Linked DNA regions of Homo sapiens: region 2 is linked to region 1. The links are chromatin contacts, found by Hi-C or POLR2A ChIA-PET in ENCODE. All regions are on one chromosome and are shown on one strand. The core of a region is the stretch at or near the end of the contact, and the rest is flanking DNA. Distances in the headings are between cores, read along the strand shown.

Evidence for each region. A loop is a pair of places that touch in the nucleus more often than their neighbours do. ChIA-PET counts read pairs that join two places held with the same protein, here RNA polymerase II (POLR2A). Pooled maps may share reads with other maps.
Region 2: a map of mammary epithelial cell shows a loop between it and region 1 (7-fold over the local background). The contact joins two enhancer-like sites. A Hi-C loop is called at or near these places in 1 of 168 maps with a recorded cell type or tissue (mammary epithelial cell) and 1 of 50 pooled maps. POLR2A ChIA-PET finds 5 or more read pairs at or near these places in 1 of 52 experiments (MCF 10A).

Annotation. Positions count from the first base shown.
Region 1 is chr1:63,981,737-63,987,773 of GRCh38, reverse strand. The region is part of intron 1 of ROR1 (receptor tyrosine kinase like orphan receptor 1); the gene reads right to left. Among named protein-coding and RNA genes, the nearest start is that of ROR1-AS1, 130 kb to the left of the region's middle. Within about 2 kb of position 3,418, at least 2 of the 41 ENCODE cell types and tissues checked have a DNase peak (open chromatin) inside an H3K27ac peak, as active enhancers do; they include mammary epithelial cell, where a contact is called at or near this core.
Region 2 is chr1:64,129,602-64,135,638 of GRCh38, reverse strand. The region is part of intron 4 of ROR1 (receptor tyrosine kinase like orphan receptor 1); the gene reads right to left. Among named protein-coding and RNA genes, the nearest start is that of ROR1-AS1, 20 kb to the right of the region's middle. Within about 2 kb of position 2,463, at least 2 of the 41 ENCODE cell types and tissues checked have a DNase peak (open chromatin) inside an H3K27ac peak, as active enhancers do; they include mammary epithelial cell, where a contact is called at or near this core.

The DNA of each region.
Region 1 (6,037 bases), core at 2,169-4,668:
CACAATTTATATAAAAATAGAGGAATGTAAATAGCTAACTGAAGCCAGAGGTAGTTGCTCCAGCCAAGTGGCGACTGAGGAACATTGATAATGCAAAGAGAATGTTGTTCTCGTTAAAACTTCTGAGAACAATACCCTCAGGTTTTCTTCCAGCTTCAATGCAATGATAAATTAAAACTGAATTTCTGCTGCTCTCTGAAAGCATGCATGTGTCTCTGCATTATGATTAGAATGACATGTTTAAATAATCTAACTTAAAAGTCACTATGATACAAAGATTAACATTCCCAGATCCCACAATTGAGGAGCTAACAGTACAGTGAAGATAAGCTGACAGCCCATATACCTTGAAAAAAGACCAAGTGCGTTAAGTTGGCAGGCAGTGTGACAGAGTGGAATAAGCACGGGTTAAAGACAATTGCTGTTTATTTAGTGCTTATGGGTCAGGCATGAAGATTTCACATGCATTATCTCATTTAATCCTCATGATGTGGGTTAAGAACCAGTACAACATGGAATATAATTCAGGCATTAATAAATTCCACTGACATAATTCTGCAGCAAAACTATGGCTGAGTCATCTATTAGCCCATTCCTGGGGTCAGGCAGCCTCTACTTGTTTCTGTAGGCTCTAATTGCTTGGATCTGTGTGACAGCATTCAAGGGAAAAGAGCAGAGGCAGAAACAACAGAAAAGCTATTGATGGATTCTGGGTAATTGAGGCAAAAAACCCAAAATTTAAGACCTAAAGTTGAAGTTGAAAATTACATGTCATTTATTAGATGTTGTGGGTTTGGTTCTCTGCTGCTGCCCACCTCCCATGCCACAATCCCCCATCATATGGTCACACTTCTTTTCTTTCCTTTTTTCTTTTTTTTTTTTGAGACAGGGTCTCACTCTGTCACCCAGGCTGGAGTGAGTCAAATATGGCTTGTTGCCGCCATGACCTCCTGGGCTCAAGTGATCCTCCTGCCTTAGCCTTCAGAGTAATTGGGACCACAGGTACACACCACCAAGTCTGGCTAATTAAAAAAAAATTTTCTGTGTAGAGAGAGTCTCCACCATGTTGACTAGACTGATCTTGAATTCCTGGGCTCAAGGGATCCTCTCACCTCCACCTCCCAAAGTGTTGGGATTACAGGCGTGAGCCACCACGCCCAGCCTGGTGACACTTTTCTAAGAACTCCTGGGTTAGAACCTTTGCTGGGCATCTCCTGCACATATAATAAAGTTTGAAGTCCTCAGCAGAGCATGCTTTACAACCTCCTTTCCCATAATTCCAGCCATGCTAAATGACAGCTCACCATTCCAAACACACCTGCCCTTTCGATCCGTGATTCTCTTTCTTGGGATGCCCATTTTCATTCCTCTTCCCTTTCTTTCTATTCATCCTTTATGTCAAAATGAGAACAGGAATTATATCTGCTTTATATGCTACTGCAATCTCAGTGAAAGGAATATAGTTTGTATTGAATAAGTGTTTATTGACTATAGGAACAAGAGAAATACAGAAAGACATAAATGAATTTTTAAAAGGGAGGTAGAGGGAGGGCAAATTATCTCCTCTTGCTTATGGTCTTTGATTCTTCTAAGCAGACATCATTCCCTTCTCTGTGCTATGCAGAACCTAGTCATGCACCCCTCTATACCATTTTTCAAGTTTATCTGCATATTTCTAAGTTTTTTTCCATCTAGACTTTCAGTATCCCAAAAGCAAGGACTATGTCTATCTAGGTGGCCAGTGCTTTGCTCAGTGCCTGGCAGTGAACAAGAAATGATTGAACAGACCTTTCTGAAGGCCTTGTAACATCCCACTTAAAGCCAGCACTTGGATAGTCCAGGTTGAGTATCCCTTATCCAAAAATCTTGCAATTAGAAGTGTTTTAGATTTTGGATTTTTTCAGATTTTAGAATATTTGCATACAAACAATGAGATATCTTAGGGATGGGACCTAAATCTAAACACAAAATTTATTTTTTATACACACATTATACACATAGTATAAAGGTAATCTTACTTTATATATATATAAAATAATAATAATTATTATTTTTTAAAGAGACAGGGTCTTTCTGTGTTGCCCAGAGTGGTCTCAAACTCCTGGACTCAAGTGATTCTCCTGCCTCAGCCTCCCAAAGTGCTGGGATTACATACATGTGTGAACCACCATGCCTGGCCCCTATATTTTTAATAATTTTGTGTATGAAACAAAGTTTTGACTCCAACCCATCACATGAGGTCAGGTGTGGAATTTTCCACCTGTGGCATCATGTTGGTGCTCAAATGTTTTAGGTTTTGGAGCATTTAGAATTTTTTGATTAGGGATGGGCAATCGGTGGTGATTTGGAAATTCGAATTAACATTTGGATTAGGTTCCTGAAACTCAAATTTGGCAGGATAGGTAAACAAATATCTGACAAAACAATGTCTGAGGCAGAATGCTTTCTGTTGTGGAGAATCAGCCCAGTTTGTTGCATTGAAGCTCTTACTCCTTAGAAAAGCTCAAGAGGTTTTCACTCAGAAGCTGTTTATACGTACTTTTCACAAGCTTCGTTATCAGATTTCCTAGTCTGGAGTTGACTAGACACAACAAATTGAGATCAGGAAAGGAGATGGAGGCAGATAAACTGGGAACTACTCAGGAGAAAGTGCGGAGACCCAGGGACTCAAAAAATTTAACAGCTTAGAGCAATTAGTCCAGAGTTCAACACACCCTGGGTATGTAGTAATATATATGACAGCACCATCCAAAAACTCACAATGAAGTCCAAGCAGTATTGTGAAAAGACAGCCCTCCTTCGGAAGACAGAGGTGCGTGGGTAATCCATTAGGAAAGATTTCCATTAAACAACAAACTGTTTGGCATTTAATGAGAAATGCTTCGATTAGTTGGAAAATTCACTTGGGTGGAACAGTTAATGAGCTGACAATGCCAGATAAATAATGTGTTACTATGGAAACCAAAGAGACTTCATATTGTATATCTGTCCATGTTCAGCTATCCAACGCATGGAATAGGACCAAAAGAAACACCAGAATGAAAATACATATTGAGTCAGGATCCTAAATGCAATTCCAGGAGACTGCATTCCCAGGCATCCCCAAATCAACTTCTAAAGGCTGCACGAGCCCTTAAATGGCACTCTGCAAAGAACTCTTTTGAGAGCTTGTGTTTGGTACAAAGAAGGTCAACATAAAGTTAATAGTAGCAGCTAGCTTGCACAGCCTAATAACATTTACAGGACTAGTATCTAATGTGCAATTAGCCAGGGACATTTCCCTGCCTGAGCCACAAAGCCATCACTATGCACTTAATATAATCCTATTCCACGTGGCACCCTCCCAAGGATGGACAAACCACAAGCTTTAAATGTGAATGGCTGTGGTCTGGCTTGTGGGGTAGAGGAGACAAATATTTTATTGGGGGAGGGCAGTATACAGGCACCAGTGCTCTGTTTCTCCTTGACCAGACCCCTTCCACTGCACAGTCTCCCTTATAAGCTTTCTTAAATTCAAGTTTCCCAGAGAAGTCTGGGTACGCTTCAGGAGAAAATATTACCAACATTCCTAGCTCCTACCATTCAGCCACCTTCTCATTCTTCCTTATTTAGAGCCCATTTTGTCCCAGGCAATAAGCTAGGTAATTCCACATAGATTATCTCATTTCTGTGGCAAAACTAGGAAAGGCATGTTTCAACTTGGTCTTCATGAACTATCAGGCACATAGAAAAAAAGTACAGTATGTTAATAAACAGGTCGAGGTGTGTTTAGAAAGGGTTATGTGTGCCTTGCTAAGAGAAAGGAAGGGAAGTAACATTTAGTAAGTACTCACTGTAAGCCACACCAGGTGTGGGGTACTTTGCGTCCCTTTGCATCTTATTTGATCTGGCAAGGAAGCATTATTTAGTAGATAAGGAAACTGTGGCTCTGAGAAATTTACCTTATCTCAAAATCATTCAGCTCATTGATGACAGAGCCAAGATTCAGATCTGTGCCTGTTAGGTTCTGAAGTCAAAACTTACTCCACTCAACCGCAATATTAAAGAATGAGGACATTGTCCTTTTGGACAATGAGGCGCTAAAGGCAGTTTTAATGCTGTGAACTGATGTGATGTCATCCTAAATCAACCCAGTTAGAAACCAGACCATTCTGGAGGGATTGCAGGGTACCAGCCACACTCCTGCCTTACCGAATGTTTCTAAAACCTTAAAATCTGGTTCAAAGCAGCTTCAAGAATAGCCCTAAGTGGGCTGAGTAACACTGACTCACTCCAGAACCCTGAAAAGGTGTGGAAAGTCCAGCCTGAAGTTTCTCAGCCATCACTTCTAGAGGGGTCCCGCTTCCCCTATTGCCCATCTCTCAGCAGCATAGGCACAGCTGAAACACTAGACAGTCCTCCCCATTCTCAAGACCAATCAGATCCAGGGCAGAGGACTTGCTGCTAGCTGCCAGGCTTTGGCAACTTGGGAAAGTAGTAAAGAATAAAAAAGTCTTAAAGAGCAATTCAGATGATCACACTGAGTCTTCCGGACTTCCGTTTCCATATCTGTAAAATGCGGAGGGGGAGAGTGAGAAAATCTCTCCCTGAGAGTTGTTATGATGATTAAAGAGATAATGTATATAAAGTATGGAGCATCATACCTGGCACATTGGAGGACCTTAGTTATTACAGCTGAAGTCAGTTTCTTTACCATTTTATTCTTATGTTGTTTGCAAATATTTTGTGTGCTTAAGAAAGCATAATAATAGCATGAGGTAACATTTACAGAGTACATACTATATATGGCAGGTGCAGTTCCAATTGCTCATTTAATCATCACAACAGCCTTTACAAGGTCGGTGCTATTACTACTCCCATTTTACCAACAAGAAAACTAAAGCACAGACAGATTAAATTATTTTCCAGGTTATATATCTAGTAGACCAGGAGTCTGGTTGGATAGCCAGTGTTCTTCACACTACTCCACTGGTTAAAATTACTGCTATTATTTTCTGTTATTATTATTACCGCTCCCTTTAGTACCAAAGGGATTCCCATTCAACTCCTTGAAAGCTACTCTTAGGAATATTCTAATGTATTGAAAGCATATATCTTAAACTCCCAGAGTCTGTAAGGGCATTTAATTATTTGACACTTAATGCGGTCTCTTCAATTTAACTTGACTATTTAAAGACCACTTGAGCTTGCTCCAAGTTTGCTGAGCCTACCCAGAAAACAAAACCTTACTAATGGCTTTGGTTTTGTGGACTTGATAAACATTCTTGGAATGATGAAAGGATCACATATGGTGTTATCTTATTGAATAATGGTTTGGTGTGTCTTCTCTTAAATGAAATGTTTGAGCAGTGTTTTTGTAGGCCCGTGATACATTAGAATAATACCATATATTTACATAGCGCTTTGCAATTTTCAAAGTGCTTTCCCAATTACTGTCTTATTTGATCCTCACCGCAGGCTTGCAAAGCAAGCAGGGCAACTGTTATTACCATCCCCATTTTATAGGCAATGTGGTCAAGTAGAGAGTAAGCCAGGCTTTGAAGGAACACAAAATAGCATTCTGTTCTCTGCTCCTCAATGTTCTAGCTGGGCGACCTTGAACTCGTTTCTTAACCTTTCCAAGCTTCAGTTTCTTCATCTGCCAATTGGGGATAATAATTTGTAAGGTTCTGCAGAGGATCAAATGAGATCATCTACATAAAGCAACTAGAATGGTGCTTGTTGCCAATTATTAGTAGTAGTATTTTATTATTTATTTTATTTTTATTTTTTATATTATTTGTTACTAGGACAAAACAGCCTTAAAAAGAGAAAACAAAAAGGGAGGCAAGCGAGAGCAACAAGCATTAACAACAAATTGGGCTGAGTGGGCTTGATTCACTTTTGAGCACTGCTTGCAAAAAGAAGAAGGGAGTATGTGACTCCAGTTGGATGGACTTTGAAGAGTATCAGAGTAAGAGAAACTAATATGGACTCACTGTGACAGCCCAGGAATCCCCTTTTCTATGCCAGGACTTCTGCTCTCTAGGAGCAAACT
Region 2 (6,037 bases), core at 1,214-3,713, 150 kb before region 1:
ATTAACCCAACTTTTATTGGGTAACTAATACCATAAACCTATGGGGAGAAAGAAGGTTCTTGATGACCCACACTTGGATCTTGGAAACCTAAGTACAGAGACCAGAATACACCCCCATGCCACCCCCCTGCTATTACAGATGATGCTTTTCTATCCCTAGGCATTAGCAGAGCCCTGGATTTTTAAGGTGTCATTATGAGAACACTTCTTTCTCCCCCACATTAAACTCTCAAGGCTTCAATTTATATCTCTTGGGAGGACAAAACCCTGGAATTACCCCCAGATATAAATCCCCAACCTACTGGGAGTTCCCATATTTTATGTGTGAGGCTTAGGCTAAACTTCTTACCACCTTTCCAGTTCAAGACTCTTAAAAAGACTCTTTGAATACTTTTTTTCAGAATAAAATGGAATGCAATTCCTTGGCTGCACATTTCTTATCAAAGGCTTAGAACTGCAGGTGTATTAAATTTTTGACTATTCCCAGAATTCCTACTATCCTGTTCAGTCTCCTGGGAGACAGATTTTTTAAAAAAGAACACAAAAAAACCCCAAAACCAGTATGTACTGTTATCTGCTGGGGAGTGGTTCTGTCTTGGCTCCTTATGAGAATCGCCTTGGCAGCACACTGGGAGGCCGAGACGGGTGGATCATCTGAGGTCAGGAGTTCAAGACCAGCCTAGTCAACATGGTGAAACCCCATCTCTACTAAAAATACAAAAATTAGTTGGGTGTGGTGGCAGGTGCCTGTAATCCCAGCTAGTCAGGGGGCTGAGGTAGGAGAATCACTTGAACCCAGGAGGTGGAGGTTGCAGTGAGCCAAGATCATGCCACTTCACTCCAGCCTGGGTGACAGAGTGAGACTCCATCTCAAAAAAAAAAAAAAAAAAGAATGAAAGAATCTCCTTGAGAAGCTTTAGGAAATACGAATGCCCAGGCCCCACCTTAGACCTATTAAATCATAGTCTCTGGGGATGAGGCTTAGGTATCTATGCTTAAAGAAACCTATCAGGTGATTTGAATGTGGTTGAGAACCACAACACTGAAAAAAACCAAACATGTATTAAGTGTCTGCTGCTCTGGGCTGGGTACTGTGTTAGGTGCTTTCTTCAAAGCAGCCCCTGATGAGCTATTATCCTTATTTTACGAGAGAGAAACTCAAATTCAGAGAAGTTAAGTAACTTGCTCAAATTCACAAAGTCAGTCTGTGGTGGAGCTAGGATTTAAACTGAAACTCAAGATGAGGCCACTATCCCATGTTGTTAGATCTGTAACTATGTTCTGCGTTTCAATACTACTCTTAGTTAAATCAGCCTACTCGAGAAAGAGACCTTATAACGAGTCTTGATTCTGTATCAGATACTGCTAAGTTTTATATACTTACAAAACAGATACTAAGTCATTTTATCCCAACAACAATCTTATAAAAAAAGGTAAAGATGTAATTATTCCTGTTCTACAGATGAGAAAAGTGAGACTCAGAAAGCATAGAGAACTTATCCAAAGTTACGCAGCAAGTAGAAGAGCTAGATTTGCTCTAAATAGTGTTTCTAACCACACTCTATAACTTCTTTCCAAGTGGCTTGGCAATGGAGTTTTTGCACTGCTTAGAGGGGCTTTCTGCTGTGGAGAAGCTTTGGTGCATTCTGGGTGGTAAAAGGTTTTCTTTTAAACATAAAGTCAAAAACACATTTCTTTCTTTTCCATTTTTCCCCACTGGCTTTGGCTGGAGGGGAACAAATGCTCCTCCAGCATTAATCAGCTTTATGCTTTTTTCCAGCTCACACTTCTTTCATCATTGATGTCTTCCTGCCTTACTCCATGCTCAGCAAATTAAAAACATGAAGCAAGTGGCAAGGTAGCAAAAGTGCAAGGGCACTTGCAGTGAGCGTGCCCAAGGCTGCATTCAATGGAGAAGAAAAGTGCATTGTGAAAGGGCAAATGGAATTTGGCCATTCATCACAGTGGCTGGCACCAGCGTGCGCCGCTGCCTCACCATGATGTCAAGGTGCAGGGGTGCTTTGTGATGGGAGCTCATGTTTCTCATAAAGGTAATTGAGTTACCATGTTGCCAGCCTCTACAACCTGCCATATTCTCTGCCATGGGATTGGGAAACGCAAATGTGGTCTGTAATCCACCTCCAGGGTCTCCTCCTTCTCCAGGGCAAGGAGCTTATGAAGGATATTTGAAGAGTGCTAAGAGGGATCGTGGAACAGTGCGGCAGCAAAAGGAGTGCCCATCTAGGAACCACTGCAGAGCAAGGAAAGGAAATGCTGTTCTGCAGAGACTTCATAATCTAGTTCTTGCCAGTTTTTCCAGCTTCCTTCCCTGCCAGACAAGCCTACAAGCCTGATGGTATTAGTCATGTGGATGATCTTGCTAGTCTCAAACCACAGGATGCACTTCGATGCGGACATGGCTTGACCCATGCTCATCCTTAGGGCTGGCATGCCCTCCACCCCCTCGTTCTCCTTGTGAATGTTCTCATCTTTCAGACCCAAATGCCCCTACCTTCCCTGGAAAGTTAGTCACTCACTAACCCCACCCATTCCCAGTACTTTCATCAAACCATTCCACAGATTTCCAGTTTCATATACTATTTTATCTGTTTAGCGCCCACCTTACCACTGACAGGCCAATAGAACTAGAAGAGATGAGGAGACTATCCCAGGGTAGCCCACCAAAGTGGACCCTTCTCCATACCAGGAGTATCCTCTAATTGGAAGCGATTTTCTTCCTCATCAGAATATACAGGGCATGGGCAGACATAGCTGAACCGATCGGTACTGACAAATTTGGTCCTAAAATATTCTTTTTGGGGATAATTTCAGTTAAAATGCCTATCTCTCTCTCTTTTTTTTTTTTTTTTTTTTTTTTGAGATGGAGTCTCGCTCCCATTGCGCAGGCTGGAGTGCAGTGGCGCGATCTCAGCTCACTGAAACCTCCACCTCCTGGGTTCAAGCGATTCTCCTTCCTCAGCCTCCTGAGTAGCTGGGATTAGAGGCGTGTGCTACCATGCCTGGCTAATTTTTGTATTTTTAGTAGAGACAGGGTTTCACCATGTTGGCCAGGCTGGTCTTGAACTCCTGACCTCAGATGATCCACCTGCCTTGGCTTCCCAAAGTGCTAGGATTACAGGTGTGAGCCACCACGCCGGGTCTCCTACCTCTTCTTAATGAGAAGAGAATGGATGCAGAGGGACTTTCCTGACTGTAAAATCTCACTTAAACCAAAGAATTGAAAACAGGTACTCAAACACACACTTGTACACAAATGTGCAGAGCAGCACTATTCACAATAGTCCAAAGGTGGGAACAACTCAGGTGTTCATCAACAGATGAATGGATAGACAAAAGGTGGTAGATACATACAATAGACTATATTATTCAGCCATGAAAAATGAATGAGGTACTGAAACAGGTTACGATGTGGGAGAGCCTCAAAAACATGCTAAGTGAAATAAGCTGAACAAAAAGGGCACATATTGTATGATCCCATTTATATGAAATATTTAAAATAGGTAAGTCTTTAGAGAAAAGCAGATCGGTGGTTGCTAGGGGCTGGGGACAGGGAGGAATAAGAAGTAACTGCTTAGCGGGCAAGGAATTTTATTTTGGGATGATGAAAATGTTTTGGAAGTAGACAGATGTGGCGGTTATACAACATTATGAATATACTAACTACTATTGACTTATTCATTTTAATATGGTTAATTCTGGCTGGGTGCAGTGGCTCATGCCTATAATCCCCGCACTTTAGGAGATCAAGGTTGGGAGGATTGCTTGAGGCCTGGAGTTCAAGACCAGCCCGGACAACATAGTGAGACTCTGTGTCTACAAAATTAAAAATGAAAAAATTAGCAGGGCATGGTGGCACACACATGTAGTCCTATCTATTCAGGGGGCTGAGGCAGGAGGATTGCTTGAGTCCAGGAGTTTGAGGCTGTAGTTAGCCATGATCACATCACTGCACTCCAGCCTGGGTGACAGAGCAAGACCATCTCTTTAAAACATAACGATAACAAAATAAATAATAAAATAAAATGGTGAACTCTATGTTATGTGAATTCCACCTTAATTAAAAAAAAAATATCATTTACACAAGGGCCAAGGTAGAGGGACCTTGGGAGAGGGCCAATGGTTGCAAATTCAGGCCTCAAGGTGGGGGAGGTCGTGGGGGTAGCTTTGTAAGTCACTTCCAAGCAGACTAAACTGATATAAGCATGAGCAGTTTACTCAGTATCAGCAGGTTCTTTTGTTCTGATTCTCATGGCTCTTCAAATGGAATGCCGGGGACAGTGACTTGGCAATCCCACAGCATGGCAGCCTCATAGGGACAGAGAGCAGTGAAATAAATAGCCCAACACCTCTGACCTCTGAATTTATCCCCCCAGCCCCTTTCATACACCCTGTTTTGAGCCATGGAGAGGAAATCACATCAAGATGGCTGCCCCTAAAACCCTTGAAGGAAAGTCATCACACAGCTCAAAGAGATGGACGGTCCATAGGTTTGCTCAGTGAGCAGTTTATTAAAGTGGGAGTTATTTTCTGTCATATGGATAGCAATTTCTCTTTACCCAAGCAAACACAACTTACTAATGCTTTCCCAAAAGACCATCATGGCCATGAATAAATGGAAAACATCCCTTTTTAAAACTTGTGAATCGGGCCACCTATTAGCAGATCTGGTTAAAAGCATGGCCACATAATGGCTCTAGTAACCTCGAGCTGAGTGTGAAGCTTCCCACTTCAGAGGCAGCGTTCTTCTCCCTTGGGAGGGGCAAACAGATCTCTCAAGGTAAAATTAGCCCTGGCTTTTAATAAAAATGGGGCTACATTATAAAATTAAGGATCCAAGTAAAAGATGCAGAATTATTCCAATGTAGACAGAAGATCAGAGACATAGAAACTTTAAGAACAGATTATAATTGGAGGTGGTCTGAAAAGTTACCTCCTATTCCAACCTACCTCCTTCCTCTTCTGGAGGAGACTTCAAGCCTGGAAGCAACCTTAGTTAACTGCTAACCAGGAGGAGGGGGCATCACTTAAATCTTATCAGCCCTAGCTGCACACACCTTGAAATGATGGCCCTGGGAGAGGGAGCATCTCTGGACAGGTATAGGCAGAGACAAGGAAAGGGATGGCTGGGGAGGGTGAGGATCCAGGAAGGGGAGCTGTCGGGAGCACCAAAAGCAGACTTCACCTCAGGCTGGCTGTGGTCAAGAGATTACAGGTTAAATATGTGATCCTGAAGTTATCTCACAAACTCTGCTTTCTAAAGACCGGTCTGAAAGTGAGCATCAAAAAGTACATGTTAACATACTTGACCTTTAAGGTCAGTTTTGAAAGGGAGCCAATCAAGGCATGTCAACCCAGAGGGCCAACGACTCACAGAGAAGCCTTAAATCTATAGGGTTGAGAATTCAGCTAACCCTTACATCCCTTTTTCTTTTATTGGAATGCCTTTGTAAGCATAAGCAATTTTGAGGTGACTGTGTCGAATATCACATGCTGGTTCCCACATCTGGTCAGTGACAATTTGGTTAACATTTATTCGCTTAGCTAAAGAGTCCCTCGACCTGTTTCATACCACCTTTTTTTCTTTAAAAAATTAAATCAAAATTTTGAAGTTTTTTTCCCTTGGCTATTAAAACAAACAGATGAATAACGTTCTGTCATAGTTTCCAGAGCAGCACGGAAGAGTTACTTGTGTCCAACTCAGAAAAGGGAAGGTATTGGCTTTGCTTCATAGTGATGTTTGGAAACACAAGGGTTTGCATTTCACTTGGAACAGGAGCAGAATTACCCAGGCTTGTATCTCACAAACGTAATTTGAGGGAAAATTATGTGTGTAATATATTTTATTCCTATTTAAACACACATTTGAAATGATAGGACTGCACTAGTACAGTATTTGCAAGAATACAGAAGACTGCTAATCAAAAGAATGAGTGATTTTTTACTGTCTTCAATTTACTGAGGTTTTCATGATAGGGCGGCCTTGCACCTCTAAGAATGCTTTGGTTGTTTTTACTTT